Regions from separate parts of the Homo sapiens genome. Here region 2 is linked to region 1. A link is a contact called in ENCODE Hi-C or POLR2A ChIA-PET data. All regions are on one chromosome and are shown on one strand. Each heading gives the region's core, a stretch centred on a gene start or an enhancer-like site at or near the end of the contact. The rest is flanking DNA. Distances are from core to core; before and after follow the strand shown. Region 1 holds the start of ABI2 (abl interactor 2). Region 2 has its middle 28 kb from the start of ICOS.

Region 1 (7,039 bases), core at 3,209-5,708:
CTTTTATCTAACAAAAAGAAAAACGTACATATCAACAAGTTGGCTTTTCAGATTTCAGGGAAGTAACAAATAGGGAGTTATTTCATCTACCAAAACATTAAGACAACTATATTGTAATAAAAATTCTTCTATTTGTAAAAACGTAGATTCCAAGTTAACCAAAACATTTTTAATTCCTGGACACCTTCAAACATATTAGGCATTATATGTGTAATTTTTGTTTTTTTGAGACAGAGTCTTGCTCTGTCGCCCAGGCTGGAGTGCAATGGCATGATCTTGGCTCACTGCAACCTCCGCTTCCCAGGTTCAAGTGATTCTCCCATCTCAGCCTCCCAAGTAGCTGGGACTACAGGCACACGCCACCATAGCCAGCTAATTTTTGTATTTTTAGTAGATACGCGGTTTCACCATGTTGGCCAGGATGGTCTGGATCTCCTGATCTCGTGATGTGCCTGCCTCGGCCTCCCAAAGTGCTGGGATTACAGGCGTGGGCCACCGTGCCCGGCCTAGGTGTGTATATTAATAAATGAAGAAAAACGCAGGTCTTACATGTATCTCAAAAAAAAGTCTCTACCAACTACTAAATCCTTTGTATAGGCAAGAAATAAAATTGATCTGATAAATATCAGCAAACTGTAGTTATACCTGTTTATCATATTTTAGAAAAAATATTGACTATCCCATTTTCTAGAGGTTAGAATAATGAAACTATCTAAATTTTTATTAAAAATGACTCTTAGGGGGCCAGGCACGGTGGCTCACGCCTGTAATCCTAGCACTTTGGGAGGCCGAGGTGGGTGGGTCATCTGGGGTCAGGAGTTTGAGACTAGCCTGGCCAACATGGCAAAACCCCATCTCTACCAAAAATACAAAAATTAGCTGGGCGTGTTGGCACGTGCCTGTAATCCCAGCTACTCGGGAGGCTGAGGCAGGACAATCACTTGAACCCGGGGGACGAAGGTTGCAGTGAGCTGAGATCGCGCCACTGCACTCCAGCCTGGGCGACAGAGTGAAACTCTGTGTCAAAAAAAAAAAAAAAAAAAGAACACTGAGCAAAAACACTTATTACACATGATAAACAGATTTTTTTCTACTTTATAGGCAAAAATTACATTTCCACACAATAAAATGAGTGTTGGGTTAGTTAACTCGAGCTAGTGGCTAAGACATGATGCTATAATAAGGCTAAATTGGCCAGGTGCGGTGGCTCACGCCTGTAATCCCAACACTTTGGGGAGGCCAAGGCAGGTCGATCATCTGAGGCCAGGAGTTCCAGACCAGCCTGGCCAAAATGGGGAAATCCCGTCTCTACTAAAAATACAAAAATTAGCCAGGCATGGTGGTACACACCTGTAGTCCCAGCTACTTGGAAGGCTGAGGCAGAAGAATCGCTTGAACCCAGGAGGCGGAGGTTGCAGTGAGCAGAGATCGAGATCGCGCCACTACACTCTAGCCTGGGCGACAGAGTGAGACTCTGTCTCAGAAAAAAAAAAAAAAAAAAAAGGCTAAATTGACCATTTGATCACTGATCCTGTGAATTAACTTTCATCTACTGCAGGGTCCAGGCAGCATCAAAACCCCTGCTGGTCAACCAAATGTACAGCTGGATCAGCACAAATCCACTGTCACCACGTTCTATTTATCAACTTTCCCAACAAATCAACAAATCATATAAGAGCTATCATCCTGAGAGTGTACCAATTATATACCTAAGGCATCCTAAAATAAATGATAATCAAAAAAGAGAAAGTGTAAAATATACTTCAGATGCTAAACTGAAGAAATAAACTATTTTAAAATCTAAGTTCATTTCTATTAAATTAATATTAATCAATATTTATGCTTTAAATTTTAAAATGTCACCACACTAAATTTTGAGTCCCATTGCTAAAACAGAGATTGATAGTAGTAACGTTTTTCTCTTTTCAACTGAAGGAAATGTATAAAATATTTAAAAAGAAAACTGCTGATGCCTTTAACCTTTCAGCTTTAATAATCCTTATCCTTTTACCTTTATATAGCAATTATAACTTAAGAGGAACTTGTACCTTCAAATTACAATAAGAAATCATCTTGCAAAAGAGAGAGAAATCTGTTTATTTTTTATTTCTTACTGGTAATAATTGCAATCCACTTTTCCACCCTCAGTTTCTCTTCTGACCTGCAACTCTTTCCCCATAATATGCTGCACAAGGCAATGGAATTACCACTTCATTCCTTTAGGTTTTGCCTCTACTAGAGATTGTGAAATCCCTCAGAACAGCATTGCTTCCTCCAGTCCTCCTTGGTACCAGCAGTGCACTACAGAGTATAAATTAACTACATGGTATTAATTTCCTCCAAGATCAGCCTCTCCTACTAGGTATGTACCATCCACCCCTCACACAGTTCTAGGCCATAAAAGACTTTCAATTTTAGCGAAAAATTGAGCAAGTGAATCTTTTTTTTTTTTTTTTTTTGATATGTAGTCTCACTCTTATCGCCCAGGCCTGAACCTCTGAATCTTTTCTACCCCACTTGTATCAGCAAAGTACATTACAAGTGGACATTTGTATTTTTTTGTATTAATCTTGCCTACATTCCTTTCCTAGTAGCCATAGTCAACTGCCTCTTTCGAAGGAACAGGTTTATACAGTGGTTCGGGTCATTCTCAAATACAAATGTTGTCTACAAGATAACAGTATGTCTAATCAAACAAAATCTCACTTCCGCGATCAACAATGTGGCCATTACAAAATTTATGAACCTATAAAATTGTAACACCTGTTTTTTAAAATTTACACTAAGACATGAAAATGCTTTCCTATATAGCTAATGTTAAGAAAGGTGCCTCACGCCTATAATCCCAGCACTTTGGGAGGCCGAGGTGGGTGGATGACTTGAAGTCAGGAGTTCGAGACCAGTCTGGTCAACATGGTGAAACCCCATCTTTACTAAAAATACAAAAATTAGCCGGCTGTGGTGGCGGGCGCCTGTAGTCCCAGCTACTCGGGAAGCTGAAGCATGAGAATTGCTCAAACCTAGGAGGCCGAGGTTTCAGTGAGCCGAGATCGCGCCACTGCACTCCAACCTGGACTACAGAACGAGGTTGTGTCTCAAAAAGAAAAGAAAAAAGAAGGATCCCTGGAGAGATGGAGGTGGGAGCAAGAAAAAAGGAAAAAAAAAAAGACTGTGAAGAAACAGTTTAACATATTGCTTCCATTTCCATCTTTATCCCAAGAGAATTTAAACGGGAAAGAAAAAAAATGGAGGCAGAACCCATAATTCAAAATAACCATAAAAAAAAAAGCAAAAGATTTTAGATTTTGCAAACTGTGCCTTTTAACCTGCTATCCTTTCAAGTAATTTTTAAAGAAGGATTTTTTTAATCCACAGAATATTTTGCTTCATCCAGGAGCAGCTGGATCTCATACCATCCGGTATCCCCCGCCTCCATACACACGCCCCTACCACTATCAGCCCTTGAGCCAAACGATCCATCACGGTAAAAAAAAAAAAAAAAAAAAAAAATTAAACCAGGAGGTTCATCTTCCCAATTCTCTCTAAGAAACAGTCATAGTCTGTCCTCCTCCCACCCCCAGGAAAACTGCCTATTCTAACAGAACTAGGAGGGAGGGGGGAATCAGCTCATCATCCTTCTCCATAGGGAAAAAAATGGCATTAACTTCCAACAAGAAACTGCTGCTCTTCTACCGTATCCCCTTTAGAACATAAAATATTAAGAAAGGGTTTCTGAAGCATTCACAGGAACAGAAAACTGAAGCCTGAAGCACTTCACTCTGCAGCAAGATAACCCCTTAAAAATCATCCAGAATTTGGGGGATGGAGGTAACCCGTCAACACCCGCGACACCCCTACCCTAAGGTGGGGAGCAGGATTCCGTCAAACAGAAAATGCCACTCTCCGCCCCCTCCGCCATCCGGAACGCTGACCGGCGCGGAGTGCGGGGGCGGCCGAGGGCGGGAGCGGCGAGGAGGCGGGACGCGACACACGCACCACGCCGAGAACTGCTTCACCGCTTTTTTAAAGGTTTTTAAAATGCAGTTTCTCCAGCCGGAGAATTCCCACCCATTCACCAGCCCCAGCCCTCACCCAGCTCCCCACCCCCATCGGGGGCTCCGCTGGGCCGTGTCCCCGAGGCGGCCTCGGCCCCACGCCCCGAGGCGCGCGGCCCCCGGCGGGGGGGTCCCCGACGCGGCCCAGCTGGGGATGCTTCGCACCTGTATGTAGTTGTTCTCGCAGTAATCGGCCACCCGTTCCAGATTTGTGTAGCTGTCGAAGAGGGCCCGGCGGCCCCCCGGGATTTCCTCTTCCAGCAGCATCTGCAGCTCCGCCATCTTCACATCCTCCTCCTCCTCCTCCTCATACAGGTCGCAGAGGGAGCGGCGGCCGCAGCGCCAAGGAAACCCAGGACCGGGAGAGGAGGAGCGGCGGCGACGGCGGCGGTAACTCGGAAGGAGCGAGAAACAGCCCCAGCGCGCGACAGGGGAGGGGGCGACGGGGGCGGGGCGCGAGCCGACGGACTCCGAGGACGGTCACCGCGGCGACGGCCGGCCGGGCGCGCGCACGCGCGCTCCCTTCCCTCCGCCCCCGGGAGCCCGAAAAAGATTCCCACCCTCGCCCGCGCCGCCGGCCCCTCCCCCACTTCCGGCGTCTCCTAGCGACGGCGGGGGTAGGGGCCGGGATGCGCGCGGGAGTTGGTGGTGCAGTTAACCCTTCCGCCGCCCGCCCGCCGCTGGAGCGGCTGGAGAAGCCCCCACCTCCCGGCGGCCTTTGTTAGCCCGGCGGGAACACACCACCCTGCTCAGCTGGCTTCCTGCCGGCTCCCTCCGGGACTCATCTCGGCTCCGTCCCCATGGAGGTCATCGGCCTAGGGAACTTCTCGAGGCTTTTCTCCCTCTGCTGCTGACGGGAGGCCGAAGGAGGGCACAGCCTCCACTCTTGGGACCCTCCTCTGTGAAAGATCACACCTCAACAGGGCAGGAATAAAACTTCCACGCAGCTTTCAATGCCACCTGACTTCATTTTTCTCAGATTTGACCTCATCCTCTTTGTTGCAGTGAATTGCAGTTTCCTAACCCCAGCTTTCCTGCGCCCCTGCCTCTTTGCACTTCCCCACTAACGCTGTTCTCCCCTGCCAGATTAGCCCCTTTCTCTCCTGGTTTGCGGTGCCGTGGGCCTCAGCTTTTTATGTTTGCCATTTCTATGATTCGCTTCCTCACTCATAACCTTTTCTGTCATTTCTCTAATGCTATCAACTTCGCTGTCCTTTTTCCTATTCATGGATTCAGTATTTAAAATTTTGAAAACGATTTTGCTAGTAGTAATTGCCTTCTTCACAGGGCTGTTACATAGATAAAATCAACGTTTATTGTGAAAATACCTTGAAAAAACATTAAGTGCTACAAAAATTCAAGGCAGATAATTTTCCTCTTGCAGAGTTATAATTCTGTTTTTATTCTCCAGATACTGTGTCTTGTTTTCCTAAATCAGACTACCCCACACAATGTAATCTGGAAAAACTAAAACTCCTGACCATTGCTGAGATATGAAGCCATGACCTTTATTTGTGCTGTGGAAAATCAAAGTTGATTCCAGGCAGTACCATCTTAGACTTGTGTAGTTAGAACAAGATCCATTGTTTCAACACTTTTCTTAATCTGGTGATCTCTTGGCCCTCCTACAGTGAATTTTTTTCATTCAGATGATGAGGAAACTTATACTTTCAAAAAAAAATCACTTTAGGACGGGCGCGGTGGTTCACGCCTGTAATCCCAGCACTTTGGGAGGCCGAGGCGGGCGGATCACGAGGTCAGGAGATCGAGACCATCCTGGCTAACACAGTGAAAACCCGTCTCTACTAAAAATAAAAATAAAAAAATTAGCTGGGCATGGTGGCGGGCGCCTGTAGTCCCAGCTACTCGGGAAGCTGAGGCAGAAGAATGGCGTCATCCTGGGAGAAGAGCTTGCAGTGAGCGGAGATCGTGCCACTGCACTCCAGCCTGGGCGACAGAGCGAGACTCCGTCTCAAAAAAAAAAAAAATCACTTTAATACCATATCATTACAAATATCTGGAGCAAACCCTAATGTTATATTGGCTTCATGATACATACATTAGCAGAATGTATGAGTTTTCACTGTGGAACCTAAATTAAAGGATATTGAAAATGTTGGTCTAGTCCAACTAGTTTTATTCTTAAGCACTTTAACCATCTTCTGTAGTAGTGGTTCTCAAACTTCAGTGTGAGGAGCTTGTTAAAAATGAAAGCTGCAGGGTCACACACACTAAGATTCATTAGTTTGAGAGCATGAGTGATGGAAATGAGTAGTTATTTAAATGACACATCAACTTGCTTCAGTGAATACGACATATGAATAATCAAGTGAATAAAACAAATGTTAGATGAAGCAAACTTTTCTTTCAGACTAAACTTCAATAGATCAAAAAATAATGTTGAAGAAGCTCATCAGGTGAGTTAAATGGTAGACAGACTCTTCCCCTATCATTACTTATTCCCACCCAGCATTTTTTCAACTATGGCTTAGCAATTAGCCTAATAAACAAATTTCCCTCTGGGATGTTTCGTCATTCTAGAAATTACCTAGAAAAGATTCTAGTATTTTCTCTAATTAGTGACAATCTCTTTGGACCTAGTTTCCTTATCAAGAAATCAAAGGGTGAGGCCGGGCACGGTGGCTCTCGCCTGTAATTCCAGCACTTTGGGAGGCCGACACAGGTGGATCAGCTGAGGTCAGGAGTTCGAGACCAGCCTGGCCAACATGGTGAAACCCCGTCTCTACTAAAAATACAAAAATTAGCTGGGTGTGGAAGCGGGTGCCTGTAATCCCAGCTACTCAGAAGGCTGAGGCTGGAGAATCGCTTGAACCAGGGTGGCGTAGGTTGCAGTGAGCCGAGATCGCGCCACTGCACTCCAACCTGGGCGACGGAGGCTCTGTCTCGAAAAAGAAAGAGAAATCAAAGGGTGAAACTCAGGTCAGGAATTCTGAAACTTGAGTGTGGTTTGGAATCACCTGGAG
Region 2 (7,039 bases), core at 2,238-4,737, 580 kb before region 1:
ATCATCGATATTTTCCAGACCCTTTTTATTTCAAAACCTTTTAATACTAATGAACCAAATGTTTATCGAGAGCTTACTCTATGTCAGACTCTTTTCTAAACACTTTGCATGTGCTGAATCATTTAATCCTCACACAACCCGATAAAGTAGATGTTCCTATCATCCCTGCTTTGCAACTGGGGAACCTGAGATGGTAAAGAGGGTTTAAGTGGCGTAAGGCCCTCACACAGCTTGCTAAATGGAAGATCTAGAATTTAAACACAGGAGAATTCCAGAGCCCATGCTTATAACCACTACACTTTTTTTTTTTGAGACGGAGTCTCGCTCTGTCGCCCAGGCTGGAGTGCAGTGGCGCAATCTCGGCTCACTGCAAGCTCCGTCTCCCGGGTTCAAGCCATTCTCCTGCCTCAGCCTCCCTAGTAGCTGGGACTACGGGCGCCCGCCAACACGCCCGACTAATTTTTTGTATTTTTAGTAGAGACGGAGTTTCACCGTAGACAGGATGGTCTCGATTTCCTGACCTCGTGATCCGCCCGCCTCGGCCTCCCAAAGTGCTGGGATTACAGGCGTGAGCCACCGCGCCCGGCACCACTACACTTTTAAAAGTTACATTATCAGTTAATTCAGGGGACCCCAACCCCAGGTACCAGTCTGAGGCCTATTAGGAACCGGGCACACACCAGGAGGTGAGCTGCCTTGAGCTCCGCCTCCTGTCAGATCAGCAGCGGCATTAGATCCCATAGGAGCAGGAACCCTATTGTGAACTGCACGTGCGAGGAATCTAGGTTGTGCGCTCCTTATGAGAATCCAGTGCTTGATGATCTGAGGCAGAACAGTTTCTTCCTAAAACTATCCCTCCTCCAACCCCTTACATTCGTGGAAAATTTGTCTTCCATGAAACCGGTCCCTGGTGCCAAAAAGGTTGGGGACTGCTGAGTTAATTCAAATTCCACAACTCAAGCTTTATCAACTGTAAACTGTTTCAACTTTTCTCTCTTTTCCTGCATGACACAGAGTGGGAGAACTGATGTTTATTAAGTAAGCTTCTATACACTGTGCTAAGAATTTAACACACATTGTCTCATTTAATCCTCATAGCGGTTCCATTTTACAGATAAGAAATCTAAGGCTTGGCCGGGCACGGTGGCTCACGCCTGTAATCCCAGCACTTTGGGAGGCCAAGGCGGATGGATCACCTGAGGTCAAGAGTTCGAGACCAGCCTGGCCAACATGGTGGAACCCCCGTCTCTACTAAAAATACAAAAATTAGCCGGGTGTGGTGGTGAGTGCCTGTAATCCCAGCTACTCAGGAGGCTGAGGCAGGAGAATCGCTTGAATCCGGGAGGTGGAGGTTACAGTGAGCCAAGATCGGGCCACTGCATTCCAGCATGGGCGACAGAGTGAGACTCAGTCTCAAAAAAAAAAAAAAAAAGAAAAAGAAAAAAGAAATCTAAGGCTTAAAAAGTAGCACGTGGCAGAGGCTGGAATCCATTTATTTGACTCCCTATTTTTCCATCATATGCACGTGCTCTCCAATTGGCCCAACTGCTTAAGTGTTTTTATTTACTAATTTTGAAAAATCAGTGCTCTGCTCTGGGGATTCCATCAATCAGCAGCACTTCGGCCTATTTTAGCAAAACATTATCAGTTTTCCTTAAAAAACTGATAATGACCCTGATGTGCCTTTTCAGACACCAAAGGAAGAAAACAGTATCACCTTAGTGCAAATTACAAAATTGGTTAGGTTCCAGGTATGGGAAGCTCGGTCATTTATGTAAGGGATATAAGATAACACTTAATTATTCAGAATGTCTGATAGAGAAAACAGAGCATTTGATCTCCTTGAAGTTAGCCAGCTTAATTCCTTTTACACATAGTACAAATACTTGGTATCCACAGCATGGAAAAATGATTCAAAATGGAACTGCCTGTGGTTGAACACAGAACTTGTTCTGTTCATCGATACTCACTCCAGTCAATGAATGACAGAATCTTCTTCAATAAAAGAGCAGAACTGGGCACCACTTCTTGGAATTGTGCCACCTAAATGGATACAGGCAGAAGTGTGGCCCGGATGGAATATTCCAATGACTCCGGAGACCATGCACAGAAATGCGGTTATTTGTTCACTTGGGTTGCCAAAAAATTTTATAAAAAGTAACAGGATTATTACAATTTACTGAAATATGGAGAAATGTTTCATGAAACTAAACATCCTTGAATAAGGTGGGAGTGCGATATCTCATATTATTATGGATTACAAAGAAAAGAAACCAATTATTTCTACGGGTTTCCTCCTCTGAAATCCCAAGATTCCTTCACCTCAGAGCTTTCTACAGTTCCCAAAGAGGCCAGGAGAGGGTACTGCTGAATCATACTTAATTCCCCAAACCCACAGCTGTGCAAATGCTTTTGTTTCTTTTCTGAAAAAAAATAAAAATAAATCATGAACTGGCCCCATAGGCATGCGTGCAATGCAGTGTAAGGGACAAGGTTTTTTTTTAAATTTTTTAAACAGTTTTATGCACAGGCTTAGAGCAAACGTACTGAATTACCGTACTGCCAACAGTAGCAAGTAAGTCTCAGCAAGAAGAGATGGACAAATTGTCTGATGTGATGATGTCTGCCCCATGAATTGTTCTCTTGAGAGGATTTTGTGTTTGCATTGAAGGAGATGCCTGCCTGGAAAGCTGCATTTTTATTTTTATCGTGTGTGTGTGTGCGTGTGTGTGTGCGTGTGTGTGTGTGTGTGTGTGTATAGCTTTGCTTTAGAAGGAAGGAAGTGAGAGAGTTTCCATGCAGAGATTTGAAAAGGAAACTGATGTCCTTGGAGGATTGCAATAGCCTGCAGAGGGCAAGAAAGTCAGCTGAAATTCATATACATCGTCCTCATCTTGGTCCCATTCCCACTTCCTCTAACTGTAAACACACATCACAGTCATCCTACAAAGCCTACTGAACTAGCAATAGGTCCATGCCCCAGAGAGCAAGATGAGTAACTTTTAAATAAAATATGTATTCCCCTTTACAGGAAAGAAACAAAATGAAGTGGTAATGCCTGCTGAGAGCAAAGCATGACCCCAGCACCTGAAGAGAATGGACAGATGAGATGCAGGCATGTCCCAATTCACAGTGAACTTGGGTTCTAAACGTTCGTTGGCAGGCCTGTGTTTGGAATTGAGAGAATTATGAAGGCTGGGTACAGTCCTAGGACAGCCAAGCACATTCAGTCCATTGGCTGGACTATAACCCTGGCAGGGAAGCAGCCTGCTCTGAGCACCACCTTCATTCATAACCTTCATTTGCTCTCAAAGGAGTGCTTGAAAGTGGGGATTAGCCCCATTTCACAGATGAAGACTGGGATCTAGTCAGCTTGTGTGATGTCGGTGCAAAAGTAATTGTGGTTTTTGCAATTACTTTTGATGGCAATAATAACTTGCTCAAAGTCCAACAGCCAGAAAATGGTGGCGCTCGGCCAATTGATTTCAAATCTTGTGCCCTGTCACTTCACTCACTTATACTCATTGAGGGCTTTCAATGTATCAGGCACTGCTCCAAGTGTGTCACATGGATGATTTCATTACACCCACAATAGGAGTAACAGACAGGTACTCTTATTCCCATTTTACAAATGAGGAAGCGGAAGCACAGAGAGGTTTAGAAAGTTGTCCGTGCTAGGAAGTGATGATGCATGGTTTCAAAACCAGGTCATGGGGCTCCACCACTGTTGCTCTGAACCAAACCAACACCCAGGGATCCTTCCAGACCCTCCACAGGTGCTCAGGCATTGGCAGAGTTACAAATCTTCAGCCCAGAGGCCATAACTGCCAAATGGGAAAGGACAAAGGTTTGCCCTCCCTGTACTGGATATGAGATTGGGTAACACTTGCTTAGAGCCTACGATTTGCCAGGTTCCATGTTTAGTGCTTTATATATATGATATCATTTGGTTCTCACAGTAGTCCTGGGAGAAAGGAATAGTTGTCCTCTTAAGTAGAAAAACTTGTGCCAGAAAACTTACTTACCCTACTCAAGGACATACAGTTAATAAATAGCAGGGCAGGACCAAAATGTAACATCTGTTTAACTTGGAGATATTTCCACGAAATATTGTTAAAGGAGAAAAGCAAAATGCAAAAGTGTGCATACAATATACATATATAAAGAAATACGTTATTATCAGAAAAGTACAGAAGGATACATTTAAGGTTGTTAATCTGGGATATGGGAGAAGGTGGGATAAGGATGTAAAAAGTACATACATCACACATTTATGCATCTGCAAAAACTATGCACGTGTGTAAGTATATGTACATATAAAAAGTTATGAAATTTATGCAAAAGTTATAATAAATAGAAATGAATTAATTTTGACTAATTAATAGACATTTTATGAAATTCAATAGCCATTTCTAATAAAAGTTCTTAGTATACTTTATTGTTATGGGTGTGTCATTTAAATCCTGGATTATTAACAGAAATCAAAAGTAAGCATTACATTGAACATTAAAACTCTGGGCATGTTCACCTTAAAATCAGGAACAAGGCTAGGAATCCAACTATCATTCTCTGTTATTCAACATTACTCTAGAAGTTCTGGTTCATACAACACAAGAAAAGGAAGTATAAGGTGAAAACTTTAGAAAGGAAGACACAAAATTACGCATGCAGATAATAATGTTATTAAAAACATATCTATACACACACTTACATATATCAACACAGCACTGCCTTCATACCACATAGGACCAACCCTGGGTGTGTTAGTTAGGGATCCCTGGAGAAAAAAAACCAATAGGATATATGTAGATATACAAAAGGAGATTTATAATAGGAATTGGCTCACACAGTTATGAAGTCTGCAAAATCTCAGTATGCCATCTGTAAGCTGGACAACCAGGAGAGCTGATGGTATAGTACCAGTTCAAATCTGGAGGCCTGAGGACCAGGGGAACCAATGATATAAGTCCCAGTCTAAGTACAAAGGCCCAAGAACCAGGAGCACTGATGTCTAAGGGCAGAAGAACATAGATGCCCCAGCTCAGAGAGAGCAAATTTGCCTTTCCTTGTTCTCCTCAGGCCCTCAATGGATTGAATGACACCCATCTGCACTGGTGAGGGTGACCTTTCCTATTCAGTCTACCAACCCAAATGCTAATCTCTTCTAGAAACAACCTACAGAGACACCTAGAAATAATGTTTTACCAGCTATCTGGCCATCCCTTAACCCAGTCAAGTTGACACATAAAATTAACCAGTACACTTGGTTATCATTTTTAAATTGGCAAAAATTATTGGTACCGTTTTACCTTCCTTACAACCTACAACCTACTAGTTTCTACCTCCCCAAGTTTAGTGCTATTACATTCCTCCAAACACTAAAATTACCATATTCCTCTTTTTTCTACCCACAATCAAAGCTATTTTCCCCGTAGGTAGAGAAAAAATGACCCTCCCAAACTTTTGCACAAGAAAGTGTGAATAGCCGTTAAGATCCTCTTACTTTCCCAAATGTTTCTGTATATTTGTTTTTTTATTAATAAATTTTATTTTTAGAGCAGTTTTAGGTTCACAGTAAAATTGAGTGAAAAGTACAGACAGTTGCCAAATACCCCTGTCCCCACACATATACAACCTACCCTACTATCAAGATTCCCCACCAAAGTGGTACATTTGTTGCAATCAATGCACCTTTATTTGACACATCATTATCACTCAGAGTTCATGGTTTACATTAGGGTTCACTTGGTGTACATTCTATGGGTTGGGACAAATGTATAATGACATATCTCTACCACTGTAGTTTTATGCAGAATATTTTAACTGCCCTAAAAATTATCTGTGCTCTCCCTATTTATCTCTCCCTCGTCCAGCCCCTGGTGACTACTCATTTTTTTATTGTCTCTGCAGTTTCGCCTTTTCCAGAATGTCGTATCTTTGGAAGCACACAGTAGGTAGGCTTTTCAGATTATCTTCTTCCATTTAGTCTTATGCATTAACTTTTCCTCCATGTCTTTTCATAGCTTGATAGCTCATTTATTGTTAGCACTGAATAATATTCTATTGTCTGTTTCCCAACAAGAGTAAAAAAATAAAATAAAACATTTCATTGTCTGGATGTACTACAGTTTATTTATCCATTTGCCTAAAGAAAATCTGGTTGCTTCTGAGTTTTGGCAATTATGAGGGAAGCTGCTATAAACATTCATGTGCATGTTTTTGTGTGAATGTAAGTTTTCAATTGATTTGGTAAATACTAAGGAGCATGATTGCTGGATCTTATGGTGAAAGTATGTGTAGTTTTGTAAGAAACCTCCAAAATATCTTCCAAAGTGGCTGTATGCATTTTGCATTCCTACCAGCAATGAATGAGAATTCCTGGTGTTTTACATCCTCATAGCATTTGGTGTTGTCAATGTTTTGGATTTTGGCCATTCTAATAGGGATGTCATGGTACCTCATTTTGTTTTAACTTGCTGCTTCCTAACAACAGATAATGTTAACTATCTTTTCACATGCTTACTTACAATCCATGTATGGTCTTTTGTGAGATACTGTTCAAGTATTTCATACAATTTTAATTGGGTTGTTTATTTTCTCATTGTTGAATTTTAAGAGCTCTTTTGGATAACAGTCCTTTATCAGATGTGTCCTTTGTCATTATTTCTCCCAGTCTGTGGCTTGTCATCTCATGCTCGTAACATTTTTTTTTTTCACAGATAAGTTTTGAATTTTAATGAAGTTCAGCTTTTCAATTATTTCTTTCATAGATTGTGCCTTTGGTGTTATATCTAAAAAGCCATAGTCATACCCAAGGTCGTCTAGATTTTCTCCAATGTTATCTTCTAAGAGTTTTATAGTTTTGTGTTTAGCATTTAAGTCTATTATCCATTTGAAGTTAATTTTTGTGATGTGGGAGACCTGTGTCTGGCTTCAGTTTTTGGTTTTTGGTTCTTGGTTTTTGCATGTGGATGTCCAGTCTTTCCAGCATTATTTATTGAAAAGACCATCTTTGATTTGTTAGATTATCTTTGCTCCT

The links. Hi-C counts contacts between places; a loop is a spot of excess contacts on that map. ChIA-PET counts read pairs that join two places held with the same protein, here RNA polymerase II (POLR2A). Pooled maps may share reads with other maps.
Region 2: a loop to region 1 is called in a pooled map, with 2.9 times the contacts of the local background. The contact joins the enhancer-like site here to the promoter of ABI2 in region 1. A Hi-C loop is called at or near these places in 4 of 50 pooled maps. POLR2A ChIA-PET finds 5 or more read pairs at or near these places in 2 of 52 experiments (A673 and CD4-positive, alpha-beta T cell).

What each region holds. Positions count from the first base shown.
Region 1 is chr2:203,325,813-203,332,851 of GRCh38, reverse strand. ABI2 (abl interactor 2) reads right to left here and starts at 4,458. Exons shown (of 12, transcript NM_001375670.1): 1 at 4,221-4,458. The coding sequence starts at 4,337. RefSeq lists silencers at 3,890-4,239, 4,516-4,703, 4,460-4,799 and an enhancer at 4,601-5,571.
Region 2 is chr2:203,905,184-203,912,222 of GRCh38, reverse strand. No RefSeq gene overlaps it. Among named protein-coding and RNA genes, the nearest start is that of ICOS, 28 kb to the left of the region's middle. Within about 2 kb of position 3,487, at least 10 of the 41 ENCODE cell types and tissues checked have a DNase peak (open chromatin) inside an H3K27ac peak, as active enhancers do.